Regions from separate parts of the Mus musculus genome. Here region 2 is linked to region 1. The links are chromatin contacts, found by Hi-C or POLR2A ChIA-PET in ENCODE. All regions are on one chromosome and are shown on one strand. The core of a region is the stretch at or near the end of the contact, and the rest is flanking DNA. Distances in the headings are between cores, read along the strand shown.

Region 1 (6,627 bases), core at 3,408-5,907:
GCTTACAGATATCAGCACAAGCTGGGGTGCAGAGGGAAAGAGGGGCAGGGAGGGAAGAAAACAAGGGCACAGGCTGGATGGGAGAGAGTGGAGAATAGGGAGGTGACCAGGTGAGGCCAAAGTGCAGGGGGCTGGCAGGCGCTGGGCAGCAGGGCTCCTCCATCAGACTTACTGATATCGTGACATCAGTGGCTCCTATCCAGAGTTCTCTCTTGAGAGCTTTCAGCAATGCCTCCTGTAGCTTCCACTGTGCTGGGAAGCCACAGGGTGGCAAGGAAAATTCCCTCCAGGCAGAGACTCGCCTTGTGAATTAAGAGGGTCTGCACCTACTTCTGGGTACCCGTGGAGTAAAAGGGTGGAGACAAGCCAGGTAAACTGTACCCACAGCACAGAAGAGCCATTAAAGGAAGTTTGTGAAGTAGGGGACATTAAATGGATATGACTTCCCAGGCCTGGGAGGTCAGCTCAGTGGAGTCAGAAGACCTTAATTTTGGATTACCCTCTCCCGCTGTTTCTAGGCTGAGCTGCACTGCCCGTGGCTTTGTTTTGCCAACAAGAAAGAATCCGCTAAAGCTGAAAGCCCAAGCACCAACTGAACTTCTGAGGAGATTATAGCTAGTTCTTTTAAAAACAAGCCTACACACACACACACACACACACCTTTTTCTACCTAAGTGATGTACCAACATGGGCCTAAAACATTTTCCAAGAAGCAGAGGCAGGAATAACTAAAAGTAAGTTAAGTAAGAGGCTTGTTAAACGAAAAGCACACACTGGGTTGTGACGTATAGGACGTGCTAGCACAGTCCCACAATGCAGTAAAGCGCTAGCCCTGCTCCTCCGAGACCTGCCAGGAACTACAAAGTCAACATGTTTTACTTATAAAGATAATAAATTAGTGAGACATTCTTTAAAATGACTGAAACATTAAATATATTCTATTTTGAATCCTTTGAACAGAGGACTTACGGACTTAATCCAGTATTTACTGAACAAATGCAATGGCCCCAGAAGTATCTTCAAATAAAGTCGGCAGCACGCAGGACCCAGAGTCACCATGGAGCGAGGCACGTCCACTTGGGCTCGGTTCGGTAGACAAGAGGTGAGACATCTACCAGGCAAACATGAGGAGGGAGCTTTGGTCTTTGGAGTCAAACCATGAACCACAGTGGAAGAAGGAAAAAAAAAAAGAGGCTACTCTTCAGTTTGGGGGATGTTTGGTAGACTCGGAAGCTGGAAGGGTGGTGGGAGGGGTTTATTATATAGCCCCAGGCAGGTCTCCTGGTTATCCTCCTGACTCAGTTTCCTAAATTACTGGAACTGCAGGCAATGCCACTGCACCCGACTAACTAGAGTTTTTCTTTAGTAAAACACAGGGTAAACAGAAGACGTGAGGAAATGGCAAAGAAGACCCAAAAGAGCCAGGCATGGGAACACACACACAACGTTAAGATGAACCGAGTAGCAGACGTACGTAGTGAGGTCCAATTCCAAACAGGAGCGTGGTATCAGAGACCCTGGCTAAAATAAAGTGTGACTTCAAAATTCTTCCCATAGAAGGAACGTAACTGCAGAGACACTTGTTATAAACCTGAGAGTTCACAAGAGGCTGAGCATGAAGGGGGCACAGGGTACGAGGAAAGTGTCCTCAGGAAGCAGGAAGCAACGAAAGCCACCGCGGCTAGCCAGCTATGAGTATGCGCAACTGACCAGAATGGATTCAGACACATCAGAAAACCTAAAATCTAAGACTACAAAAATCACAAGACAGAAGACTGGTAGACACTCGCCTAAGTAAGGCGCGAGGTTAGGGGTGACTCTGCCTTCCTTTTATGGAAATGGAAGGCAAGGTTAAACAAACAGCTGGCAAAAGTATCCCATTGCAATAGCATTCTAACAGAGGAAAAGAAACTGAAATACGGGATATAAAACGGGAATATGGTGCATCCATTTGTAAAGTCAGCAAGCATAACCAATCATGTTCCCATCATGAGACAGAGCAAACATTAGGTGCATGTCAAACAAAAAACTTAAACACCTGGGGGCTGGAGCAGTCCCGACCATCCAATTTGCAATGGTCAGTTCACAGCCACCTGTAACTCCAGCTCCAAAAGAGCCGCACACACAGACACATAATTTTTAAGAAAAAAAAAATTTAAACCAACCCAAAACAGATCAGACTCTAGATTTAGGAGCTTCTAGATCTAACTCCTAGTTGCTGAAATCCCAACACGGAGCAGAGAGCATGATCATCTTCAACGGTACTGTGTCGTGCCGCTGCAGAATCCAGATGGAGCTGACAGTGAGGATGGCGCTGGAGCTCGCTCTGGCGCGATCTCTCTCTCTCTCTCTCTCTCTCTCTCTCTCTCTCTCTCTCACACACACACACACACACACACACACACACACACACACACACACGTCACAGAGGGAGTTCAAGGGTCGGAAGATCCTTACCTTCTCCCTTGCTCACTGGTGTACGCACGCTCCAGGCTGGCTGACCTGTGACCTACAGGTTCTCCTGCCTCCCGCTCTCACATCGCTGTGGGAATGCTGGGTTTCCAGGCACTGGGGCTGCCTCTTTCTCCAGCTTTATGTGGCCTCTAAAGATCAGAACTCAGGTCCTGGAAATTGTGTGGCAAGCACTTTACCCACCCAGGCATCTCCACAACCCCACAGAGTTTGAAGAAACAGCCACCAGGCCTGACCTGTTGGTCTTGCTTGAACCCTGATCTGAACAATTTAACTAAGAGGAAACATTTTATGAGGCAATCAAGGAGCTCTGAGTAGCGATGCTAAGCAGTTATTAAGGTGCTAGTGTGACTGTGATAATGGGCTTGGTGGGGTTTCCTTTTTTTAATGTTTGTGTGTGTGTGTGTGTGTGTGTGTGTGTGTGTGTGTGTTCATGTACGTGTGTGTGCACATATGCATGTGTGATTGTGTGTACTTGTATACATGCAGGGGTATGTGTGCACACACTCGAGAGCGCACACGAGTGTTCATATGGTAATGTATATGTAGCTGAGCACAGGTGCTTGCAGGGACCAGAAGAGGGCATCAAACCCCTAGAACTGGAATTACAAGCCAGACAGGGGTAGTAGGAAAAGAACCCCAGTCCTCTCCTGGGAGAGCAGCAAGCGCTCTTAACTTCACAGCCATCTCTCCAGCTCCACCCACCCACACCCACTGTAAGAACACATACTGAAACTCCATAGATGAACCCACATGGCATCCAGAAATGCTTCAAGATAGAGATGGAGGAGAGGTGCCAGAAGAGGGCTGTGGCACCTTGAACAGAAATGGCTCAAGGGGGTAGAAGGGAGGGGGCTTTCCCTGACCTCTGCTAGCTGCACTTTCTCATGACTGAAAAAATCTAAAACAGAATAGAAACAGGAAAGTCAGACAGCAAAAGCAATAGGCGGCAGTCAGCTTCAGGGTGCCAGTGACCACAGTCCTAATTACAATGCCACTGTTCAGGAGGTACCGTGCCAATCCTTGAAAGCCCACAGCTGTCCATGCCACAGGTAAGAACCAGTGTTCCTCAGGATCAATGAAGCTCCCAGAGTCGAACATTAGTCAAACTCTCAAGTGCAGAGGCTAATGTAAATCACAAGTTGTCGTCTTTGCAAAAAACACTGAGTGCTGCGATCTATAAGCCAAGAACTCCAGTACAACAGGAGAGAGAGAAACAGAGAGAGAGACAGAGAGAGACAGAGAGAGGTCAGACCTGGCAATCTGTAACCCCAGAGCTCAGAAGATGGGATGGAGAAGGATGCACCTTGAAGCTAGCTTAGGCTAACACAAGATACTCAAAGGCAGGTGAGAGACAGAAGGAGAAAGGGTGAAGGGGATGGAGCAATAGCAGGAACTCCAGCCAAGAGGAGAGCTGGGAAGCCAAAAACACACCCAGTGGAGGCAGATGAGAAAGGTTCCATCTTAGCAGGACTGAGACCTGTGGTGGAGGGAGCCGGAAGCTCAGGCAAGGTTGGAGGGACACACAGTGAAGCTTCCTGAAGGCTGGCTGTGAGATTTGGTGGGCCTTACACCCACAAGCACTATTGCCTCCCACACCTTTCAGGGGAGGACACAGTGCCTGGCCTGGGGAGGATCACACTATCAATTGCAGAAAGAGCTTGGACCTGTGTCTGATGGCAGGGATATTAAGCTAATTTGCAGAAGCCTAAAAGTGAACTAAGCTGGGGTCACGCCAAAACTCTACAACACAAACATCTAAGGGGACCGAGAAGAGGGCTAGCTGTGGCAGACGAAAAGACAAGAACCCACAACTGGCAAGCAGGGACCCCAACCACCAACACACCCAAGGAGAAAAACAGTTACAAACCTTCCTCTCTCCTAAAAACCAAAGTGTCTCCACCTCATCTCAAAGTTCAGCCTCTAAATAGCAGGTGATAGCCCAGATGGGAAGGTGAGAGTGGAATTAATCAAGGTTATCTGGGGGTACCGATCCTAGCAGGTGTCATTTGCATAAAGCAGCCTTGGGGAAACTGAAGGCAAACCTCTAGACTGCCAGCCTAGAGACCAGTGGGGCAGAGCAGCCTCCAGCTTTCCAACCACACCTGCCCCTCCCCCCACGGACTACGGGAAGCACGCAGGCCCCCTGCTCTCACTTCCAGAGGCCAGACTCAGGTCCTCACAGAACTAAAAAACTAAAGCTAAAAGCTAGAGTTGACCTTTGCTCCTTCCGGGCCAGACAAATAGAAGGCTCCCCTGGGCCACACCCAACTGCTTAAGATCTCCACCACATGTTTATACTCAAGATGGAGAAAATGGAACTTACAGAGATAAAGTAGCCATCCTCTTTCCAAGGCAAAACCATTAACAGAGAAGTCTCTTTGTTTCCACATCAAGGACTGCCATAACTCATTCAAATTCCACAATAAAACCTGATAGGTGAGTTAATCCTAACTCCTTTGTTAGGCAGCCTATCAAAGAACTGACTGTGTGACCTTGGGAGGCTCACTAAACCTCTCGGAGCTCCTTCACAGGTCTCAATCACAAATGAAGTTTTTACATTTGAATGGCTGGTGTTTTAAGAATTGGCTTAAAAAAGAATTTACCTCCCTTTCCTACCCAAATTCCCACTGGGAAGCCCACTGATTATCACAACTAGAATGGATGAGGAGTGAACTGGCCTTAGAAGTGTGGGCTCCCAGATTCATCTCACACACACATTCAGGCAGATCCAGAGGCAGACACCCCAACATCACCCCAGATCTAAAGCCCTGTAGCTGGCTGGCAGCATGTTAGAGAGCTCGTCTGGCCCATGTGAGGCCCTGAGTCCCATCCCCAGAACAAGCCTGAGGCCACAGAAAAACCAATGGCAGAGGCTTCCCAACCAAAGCTCCCTACACCACCAGGGAGCTGAGGGACCGAGCCTCAAACTCACTGAGTACCTTCAATGCCCTCTACCACCAGCACCACAGATTTGAGCTCCTGGGCTCAAAGACCAAATCCAGAGGCTCCAGTCTCCCTCGAACCCCAAAGACACTGAACTGAATAAACATTAAGGCAACACACCCAGATAAGCCCCAGCATTGCTGGGCGGGGTGGCCGACGCCTTTAATCCCAGTACTCCAGAGGCAGAGTGAGTTCCAAGCCAGTCAAGCTATATACAGTGAGACCCTGTCTCAGACACCCACTAGCACCAAATGATTCATACTGACTTTTGGGTTGGGGCAAAGATTTCTTCCAAACATTCCTCAGGCTCCACCCCATTTTCTCCACCCATGTGTAGGACACTACTCCCATCTTCCTAAGAACTAAAGAGGGCACTGAATGCCTCAGGACCCCTACTCCTTCCTTTTCCACAGGACTACAAGCTCCAAGAGAAGATCTGAAACACACACAACAAAGCATATTGCAAAGCCACTCAAGCTTCCTTTCCAGACACTGTTCTTTCTACCTAGTAACAGGGAGTTGGCCAGTCTCTCATTAGAAATGCTATCTCCCACATCCCTTATGCACTGAGGTATTCTGAAAGGAAAACAGGGTGCCAGGACAAGCCACACTGAGCAGAAGTTTGAAACAGAGGCCACATCGTTAAGACAATCAGGATGGGACTGGAGGATGTGGGAGCAAGAAGAGCCCCGTGAACGATAGGAAAACAGGAGAGTGCAGAGGTTGAAAGCTCAGCTATCAATTAAAATGACTTAGACAGCCTTCCCCCACCACCTTACAATTGACAAACTGGACGTGGTAATAGGCAAGCTGCCCGTGTGCTATCCAGAGGTGACTTCATCTTCTACTTGATCCTTCATGATGTCATTTCACTAGATGCCATCAAGCTTGAGAGCAGCTGACAAGAGCGCTTCCCTAGCAAGCACAATTCGCTGTTCTCGATGGAAACACACAAGGTGAAGGCAGGAGGATGGGAGGCTCCAGGTTATCCTTGGCAATACAGTAAGCAAGGTTGATGCCTCCCTGGGCTACATAAGACCCTGTCTCAAACACAAAAGAAAAAAGTACATCTAACCAGTAACTATAAGGCATTCATCATTTGGGAGCCAAAAACTCAACCTTACTAGCACTTAGTAAGTGAAAGATTTCCTACACTTTGTTTTGAGACACCGTCTCATTTTATAGCTCCGGTTGGCTTGGAACTCAGAG
Region 2 (6,981 bases), core at 2,111-4,610, 180 kb before region 1:
GTGCCTATCACCTACCGTCCACCAGGCACTGAGCTAAGAACACTTAATCCATAAGCAAACACTACAAGCTGCTTTTCCTCACAGGCTCTGCAAAAGCAGAGTACCTACATAGCAGCTCGCCGTCATCTGCAACTCTAGTTCAGGGATCCAGCCTCCGGGGGCTCTTCTGGCCTCCACATGTACCGGGCATGCAAAACACTTCCACACATAAAACAAAAATAAATATATCTACAAACAAACAAAACAAACAAACAAAAACCCTCCCACATATCTTCCATGAATTGTAGTGTCTTTCATTAACAAGGAGTACGTGTGCAGAATCCTCCCAGAAAATGTGAATGGTTTTATAAACCTGAGCCATATGAATCAGGTTAGCCATTTACATGAGAGCAGAGTCCACATTCAGATGCAGGAGGCTTCAGAAAACTGACTGTCCCTGAAGGTTTTTAGGAGATACGGGATACATTTCTAACGATCAAAGAGAAAGGGCCTATCCCAGAAGAACCTGGGAGGAACTGGGTCAATAAGGCTGTGAGCTGTGGACTCCCAGAGAGACTGTGACAAGAAAAATGGTTCTGAAATATTTCTCTATTGGAACATCCAGAGAAAGTTCTGGAGTTGTACTAGAAGTGGGGTGTCTGTGTGCATGTGGGACCCCTAGGAAGATACACTTGTGTAAAATAATAAAAAGCAAACAAAAACAAACAAACAAACAAACAAACAAACAAAAAACTAGACAGATAGAAAATAGAGGCAATCACATTGAGAGCAGTTTATAAAGAAGAAGACAGTGCTCACAAATCATACAGTGGTATTAAAAATAAAACCAGTTTGTAATGTAAATGCCAAGTGAGAATTAAACTCAAGATACTGATAAGCTACACTGAGGAGTTAGGACAGCAGAGTGGAAGCTGGAACTTTAAATTTAGCATGTGCTAAGTGTGGAATTAAATCCTATTCTCCCATAGTAAGAGGCCAGTGAGTGTTTTTTAAAAAGAAAAAACAAACAAACAAACAAACAAAAACAAAAATAAAAACAAAAGTGATCAAAGGCCAAGAGAAGGCTCTGTGGGTAAAAAGGCACCGGCATTAAAAGTCTGAAGGGCTGAGTTCCATCACACAACGGAAGGAGAAAACTGATCCCCGAAAGTTGCAAGCCATGGCATATACATGTACACACACAGTGGTAACAAATTACATCTAAAAAAAATACAAAGAAGTAATTGCAAGAGCTGTACATAGCTGTCACTAACAAAGGGAACAGGGAAGTAAGGGACACAGGGTAACATATGGCTCTTTTCCTTACGGGTCATGTGGCTCAATTAGCCGTCCATGCAAAGCTACTGTGGAACATGGCGGGTGGCATGAGGAAGGAAAAAGAAAACATGAAAGGAAACAAAAGTATGATTTTCAGGATGTCTACTTCGGTTGACTACAAGCCCCTGGGCTGCAAAGAAGCATGGGTCACGCTGTAAAACTCTCCTGTGGCTTAAGACAGCTCACAGCAGTTAGGGTAACCGTGTACATGTGAGACTCCCAACACAGGCAGGATCTCTTGGGATCTGGAGTTTCTCAGCTCCTCTTTCTACCTCTGTGACCCTAGTCTGTCGTCACTGTCACTACGAGCCTGAAAGGTTGAATGAAAATCCTGAGAGTCACAGACAGGAGGTGCTGGAGGGGTCAACAGTCCTCCTCACTGAAGCAAGGTTTCTGTCTTCCGGGTCCCTGCTCCATTTGATCTTCACTGCCTATGGAAACCATAGAGGAATGAAGAGACCTGGACGCTGGAGTTGGCTGAGTTCTCAGTCTGGATTTGCAGCTGATTCCATCCACTTTCTAGAAACTTCTTGGCTGGGGCTTTCTGCCTCTCTACCCCAGCTGCCTCCATTCTAAGGCAGTGCCTTCCCTGCATGAGAATCTAGTGACTAGTGAGAGAATGCACGGAAACTACATTATCAACTGGGCCTGTCCAAGAGTCTGTCATGGATACTCTTTATTCCATGACTGTAAAAGTCCCCGACTTGGGCTGGAGAGATGGCTCAGGGGGTAAGAGCACCCGACTGCTCTTGTGAAGGTCCTGAGTTCAAATCCCAGCAACCACATGGTGGTTCACAGCCACCCATAATGAGATCTGACGCCCTTTTCTGGTACGTCTGAAGACAGCTACAGTGTACTTTAAAAAAAAAAAAAAAGTCCCCGACTTGAGGAGAGACCATCGGTGCACTCCCTCAAACAGCTACGAAATGGAAAGAAAAGCTTAAAACAGAACTGCAGGGCGGGAAGTGCCAGGTTCATCGGGGTGATTCCCACTGTCATGAGGTTATTTACTGTCACTACTGGAGCTGAGGTGGGTTCATGACCAAGCTTCTGATTTCCGTTAGGATAGCAGACTCTAACCCAGGAGGCTCCTTTTGAGGAAGCATAAAAGGCCTGTCCTCCAAAATGAGATGGAGCAGCTGGGGATGTACCCAGTTTGAGACAGTAGATCTCAATGGCTAGCGGGGCTTCAAGGTTTTCCTTTCTCTCCCCAACCCTTTTTCTTTCCTCAATAGGACTGATGATCTATCTTATTTAGGGAATTCCAATGTGACCGCTTCATTTTTGAAAGAAGAAAGAGAGGCAGGGAAGGAGGAAGGGAAGGGGAGGGGAGGGGAGGGGAGGGGAGGGGAGGGGAGGAGAGGGGAGGGGAGGGGAGGGGAGGGGAGGGGAAAACTACAAATAACCCTCTGTGCCCTGGGATAGAGCTGAGAGCTGCACTACAGCAAACCACCTGAAGGTGGCGATATTTTCCTAAACTTCTCCCAAAAATTTCAAGTATTTGAAGAACTTAGTAAAACCTTGAAAAATGACTGCTGTCAAATAATACCAAGAGAAAAATTATAATCCACTTAGGAATTTAAAGAAACCAAGACAAATAATTCATGTCGAAGGATACTAATGTCTAAGCTGAATCAGAGAGAGGACAAATCACCTGCCTTTGCTTCCTGTCACGATCCAGCCTGGACTGTCTGTCTGAACCTGAGGGTTCAGGGTGGCCTGGGCAGCCTTTGATGGCAGGGAGTGGGTGTGGAGTCAAGCCAAGAGAGTGACTTGCAGATTCAGCCAGGAGAGGATGGGGATTGCATGGGTCTCTATGAGGCTGCCAGAGAGAAGGTGAACCAGTTTCCTCCAGAGCTTAAACCCAACAAGCTGCTCGATCCCTTGTAGTTTCAGGGTGTTATACCGGGATGCCTCCTTCCTGCTTCCTCTTTCCACCCAGTGCAGCTGAAGAGACACCATGGCTGAATGAAGGGTAGGCACTGGGATGGCAAGCGGGAGGGAAGCTGACCCGCCAAGAAAAGCAGATGGAGCCTGGCTGGGTCTCTGTGAAATGTCTATAAAACCTGCATTTCCAGATGCTTTCAATTGCCTCTTCCCCAAAGGCTAATGAAGAAAGAGGGTGAGTTCCCAGACCAGCTCAGAGAATATAAACCACCCAGCAGACAGGCTGCAGCCATGGGAAGCTGTGTGCTGGTGTGGGACAACTTAGCATCCTTCACTATGGCGAGAGCTGAGGGATCACACCACGTCTGGCCATCATGCAGAGCCTTGGATGCCACCCCATCTCTCAGGTCCCCCTGGAAGACCACAGAGGAAAACCCAAGAGATCCACCCAGCCCGAGACAACCATCAAACCAAGCGGCAGCACCCTCCTGGAGGATCAGATATACTTTGGGATGAAGTATTCTAAGTGTCAAGGATGCTAAGAATGCACAGGTAGGAACCTTCTATGTATGAGCTGTGCGACCTGGTCTGTGTGCCATCTGAACACAAAAATGACACATATGGCTGGGTCTTCTCCAGGGGTCAATGTGAAGGTCAAGTGAAAGAGAGAGTTGCAACAGAATCTGAAAGGGATTGGCCCAGATGGCCACGCCCCTCAATGAGACAAGGTAAGTGCTCTAGCACCCCCTGCATAGCCTGAGGCCTGGAACCTTCAGCTGACTCAGTACCCATCCTCAACTCTACACCCTCCTCACACAAAGGCTCCTACATGCTGGTTTGCTTTTACTTGTTCAGATGACATTTCCAGAACCAGCCAACGTCAGAACTGCGGTCTGACAAAGGAATTTAACTGGATCTGGGAACTTAAGCTTTTGAAAGGAGCTATAAAGATAAGAAAATTAAATCATCTTTGGGCCTATGTTGGCCCGATTGCTTTACTGGAAGGACTCAGGTTATCTGATGGTACTTCTGTGGAACATCAGTAAGAGCTGGGTCAGAGGCCGAAGTCTCCTGAGAGGATTTGGGATCCCTTAGGCAAGGACAAATGACTCACACGAGCCCAGGATCCCCAGCTCCAGACTCTAGCCACCGAGAAACGAGGATCAGAATGCCGGCTCTGCAGGATCCCTAGCCTGGGCACCCTGCAGCAATTCTCCCCCCAACCCCCATCGCACCCCCTGTCCCCCACAGGCGGATCTGTGAATGGTCCATCCTCTCACTGAAAGGAGCTATGTGGGAGGGCACTGTCCACTTAGAGACCTCCCTAGATATTAGTAACTTACTCCTTGGATTTTCCCTGAAATGCCTCAAGCCATTGGCTTTTTAAACAGCCCATTCTTCCATCCATGTGTGAACTGCTTCAAGGTCTCCAAGGCTGGGTCCTAACAGCAATGCCAGTGTCTTGTTTAGTTTGAGGCCGACAGGAAACTGCGTTAGGAGCTTCCTCTCCTCCTTGATACGCTTCTGCATTCCATCAGCGTGCTCACCCGTTCCAGGTACCTGCTCCCTCTTGCAGGCTAATCCTCAAGGTTTTGTCCTCACTACCTACCATCTGGTCCTATTTCCTGTGATAGCATTTTAAGACCAGTTCAAAACACATTTTGGCATCACTCAATCTGCCTAAAGACAGCACCAAATTGTAATTAAGATAGCTACTCAGAGACCCTACATCAAAGCCGGGAAACAGGCTCACACTGCTGATAAGTCAAGGAATCCTATCTTTGTATGCAATACAGACGTCATTAAATCGAGGAGGAAGAGTTCAGGTAAGGACATTCTTTGTTTCTCTGGCTTCACAGAGCGCTCAGCTGCAAACTGGGGTCACTCAGCCTTTCTCCTGGAGGGCTCACATTTTCAGGGCACAATGCCTAGCACAGTGCTGATGGTGTGGCTAAGGAAGGCTGGTGTACCGTGCAGGCACACAAAGGCAAACTCAGGGCACCTACCCTGCTCAGGGGTGCTCCAGTGACACATCAGAGAGCTGGACCATGTGTCATCTCCTCACCAGTGTCCCCTTCTCTAATACGGCTGTCATCTGAGCAACCCTGCTCTCAGCGCCTGGTCATTCTGGCACTTAGACCACAGTGGACAGGAAACATGGAGCCTGGCACGGAGGAAAACTGACAGGGAGGGGTTATGCTGGGGGTGAATAGAGGGGCAACGCTCAACTAAGGGACCTTCCTTGTCCCAGGACTGAGACGGGGCAGGGACTGAGGAACTAACTACCCAGGATTTAACAGGCATACACAGGACACCACGCACAGCGTCCGACTATGAGATTTTGTATATACACGGAAGCAACTGCCAAACACTCCCTCCAGACACAGGTCCTGATTCCAGGACTGGCCCTTTAAAAAAGCCAGCACCTGTGGGAGTTTGCACTTCTTTTGTTTTGTTTGTTTGTTTGGTTTTTGGAGGCAGGGTTTCTCTGTATAGCCCTGGCTGTCCTGGAACTCACTTTGTAGACCAGGCTGGCCTTGAACTCAGAAATCCGCCTGCCTCTGCCTCCAAAGTGCTGGGATTAAAGGTGTGCACCACCACGCCCGGCTTGAGCTTGTACTTCTTTAAGCCCCTTGATGCACAACACTGAAACCATGTAGAAAGTGTAATTTCAAGCAGTCTCAATCATTTCTAAAACAGTCTTTGTTTTTTTAGGTTCTTCCTTCTTTCTTCACCCTCTGCTGTTTTTCTCTCAGTCTCTAGTGGAGCCAAAGGTAACAGAGGGACTGCCTTGCTGGTTTTCTACCAACACAAACAACCACCAACTTGAGGAAGTGCTGCCATCTGTTGTACATGGACCCCAGCGCCAGCAGGGGGCGTGCACCCACCCATTATTCTTCCATTAGAACCTCACAGCCTTGGGCCATGATCACAGGCAACTCCTCAGACATAAATGGACCAGACAGCCTTTTGGTCACAGTATCAGGACTCAGAGTCATCTGATCTGGATATGAATCCCATTTTGAGTATCAGCTGGCAGTCTAACATTAGACAAACTACTTCATAAGGATTAAATAAGTTAACACATAGGAAAGTTGGCACATAGGAAAGTTTTAAGAGGCACTGGTCATAATTGCTAATGAAACTAGCACTGTCCATATGATAGTGACAAAATTGAGAAGTCCTCAGGGATGACAACAGTGTTGTGTGGTGAGCCAGCAGGGTTTCAAACAAGGCTGGCACTGACTGTGCAGCCCTGTACCAGGGAGGCAGGCTAGGTCCCAAGCTCTTAGGCAACTAAGCAATCATGGTACAGAAGACCAGGGTTCAAAGCTGCCTATGAGACAGAATCCCCTTCAAGCCTCTTATCCAGGAAGTGACCTATTTCAGTGTGGAGCTACAGAGTACACCAATTCACCATCACTGTGCCTGGCTGCTTTGTTTCTTTTTTTTTTTCTCTCTAGTGAGAACAGAAGTTCTACTGAGAATATTCTTTAAGATCTATTTTATTTCAATTATGTATATGCACGTGTATCTGTCTCTGTGTAGGGTTGTATACATGAGCACAGGTGCCTACAGACCCATGGTGAGCTGCCTGATAGGGTGGCTGTGAACTGAACATCAATCAGTCCTCTGCAAGAGCAGAAAATATTTTTTTCTTTTGTTTTTTGAGACAGGGTTTCTCTGTGTAGCCTAGGCTGTCCTGGAACTCACTCTGTAGACCAGGCTGGCCTCGAATTCAGAAATCTGCCTGCCTCTGCCTCCCAAGTGCTGAGA

What was found. A loop is a pair of places that touch in the nucleus more often than their neighbours do. ChIA-PET counts read pairs that join two places held with the same protein, here RNA polymerase II (POLR2A).
Region 2: a loop to region 1 is called in a map of gastrocnemius, with 3 times the contacts of the local background. The contact joins two enhancer-like sites. A Hi-C loop is called at or near these places in 11 of 37 maps with a recorded cell type or tissue (Patski, adrenal gland, gastrocnemius and 2 more). POLR2A ChIA-PET finds 5 or more read pairs at or near these places in 4 of 5 experiments (Patski and embryonic stem cell).

Annotation. Positions count from the first base shown.
Region 1 is chr7:112,689,646-112,696,272 of GRCm38, reverse strand. All of the region lies in intron 1 of Tead1 (TEA domain family member 1), which reads right to left. Among named protein-coding and RNA genes, the nearest start is that of Tead1, 14 kb to the right of the region's middle. Within about 2 kb of position 4,657, at least 1 of the 3 ENCODE cell types and tissues checked has a DNase peak (open chromatin) inside an H3K27ac peak, as active enhancers do; it is heart, where a contact is called at or near this core.
Region 2 is chr7:112,865,035-112,872,015 of GRCm38, reverse strand. The region is part of intron 9 of Tead1 (TEA domain family member 1); the gene reads right to left. Among named protein-coding and RNA genes, the nearest start is that of Rassf10, 85 kb to the left of the region's middle. Within about 2 kb of position 3,360, at least 1 of the 3 ENCODE cell types and tissues checked has a DNase peak (open chromatin) inside an H3K27ac peak, as active enhancers do; it is heart, where a contact is called at or near this core.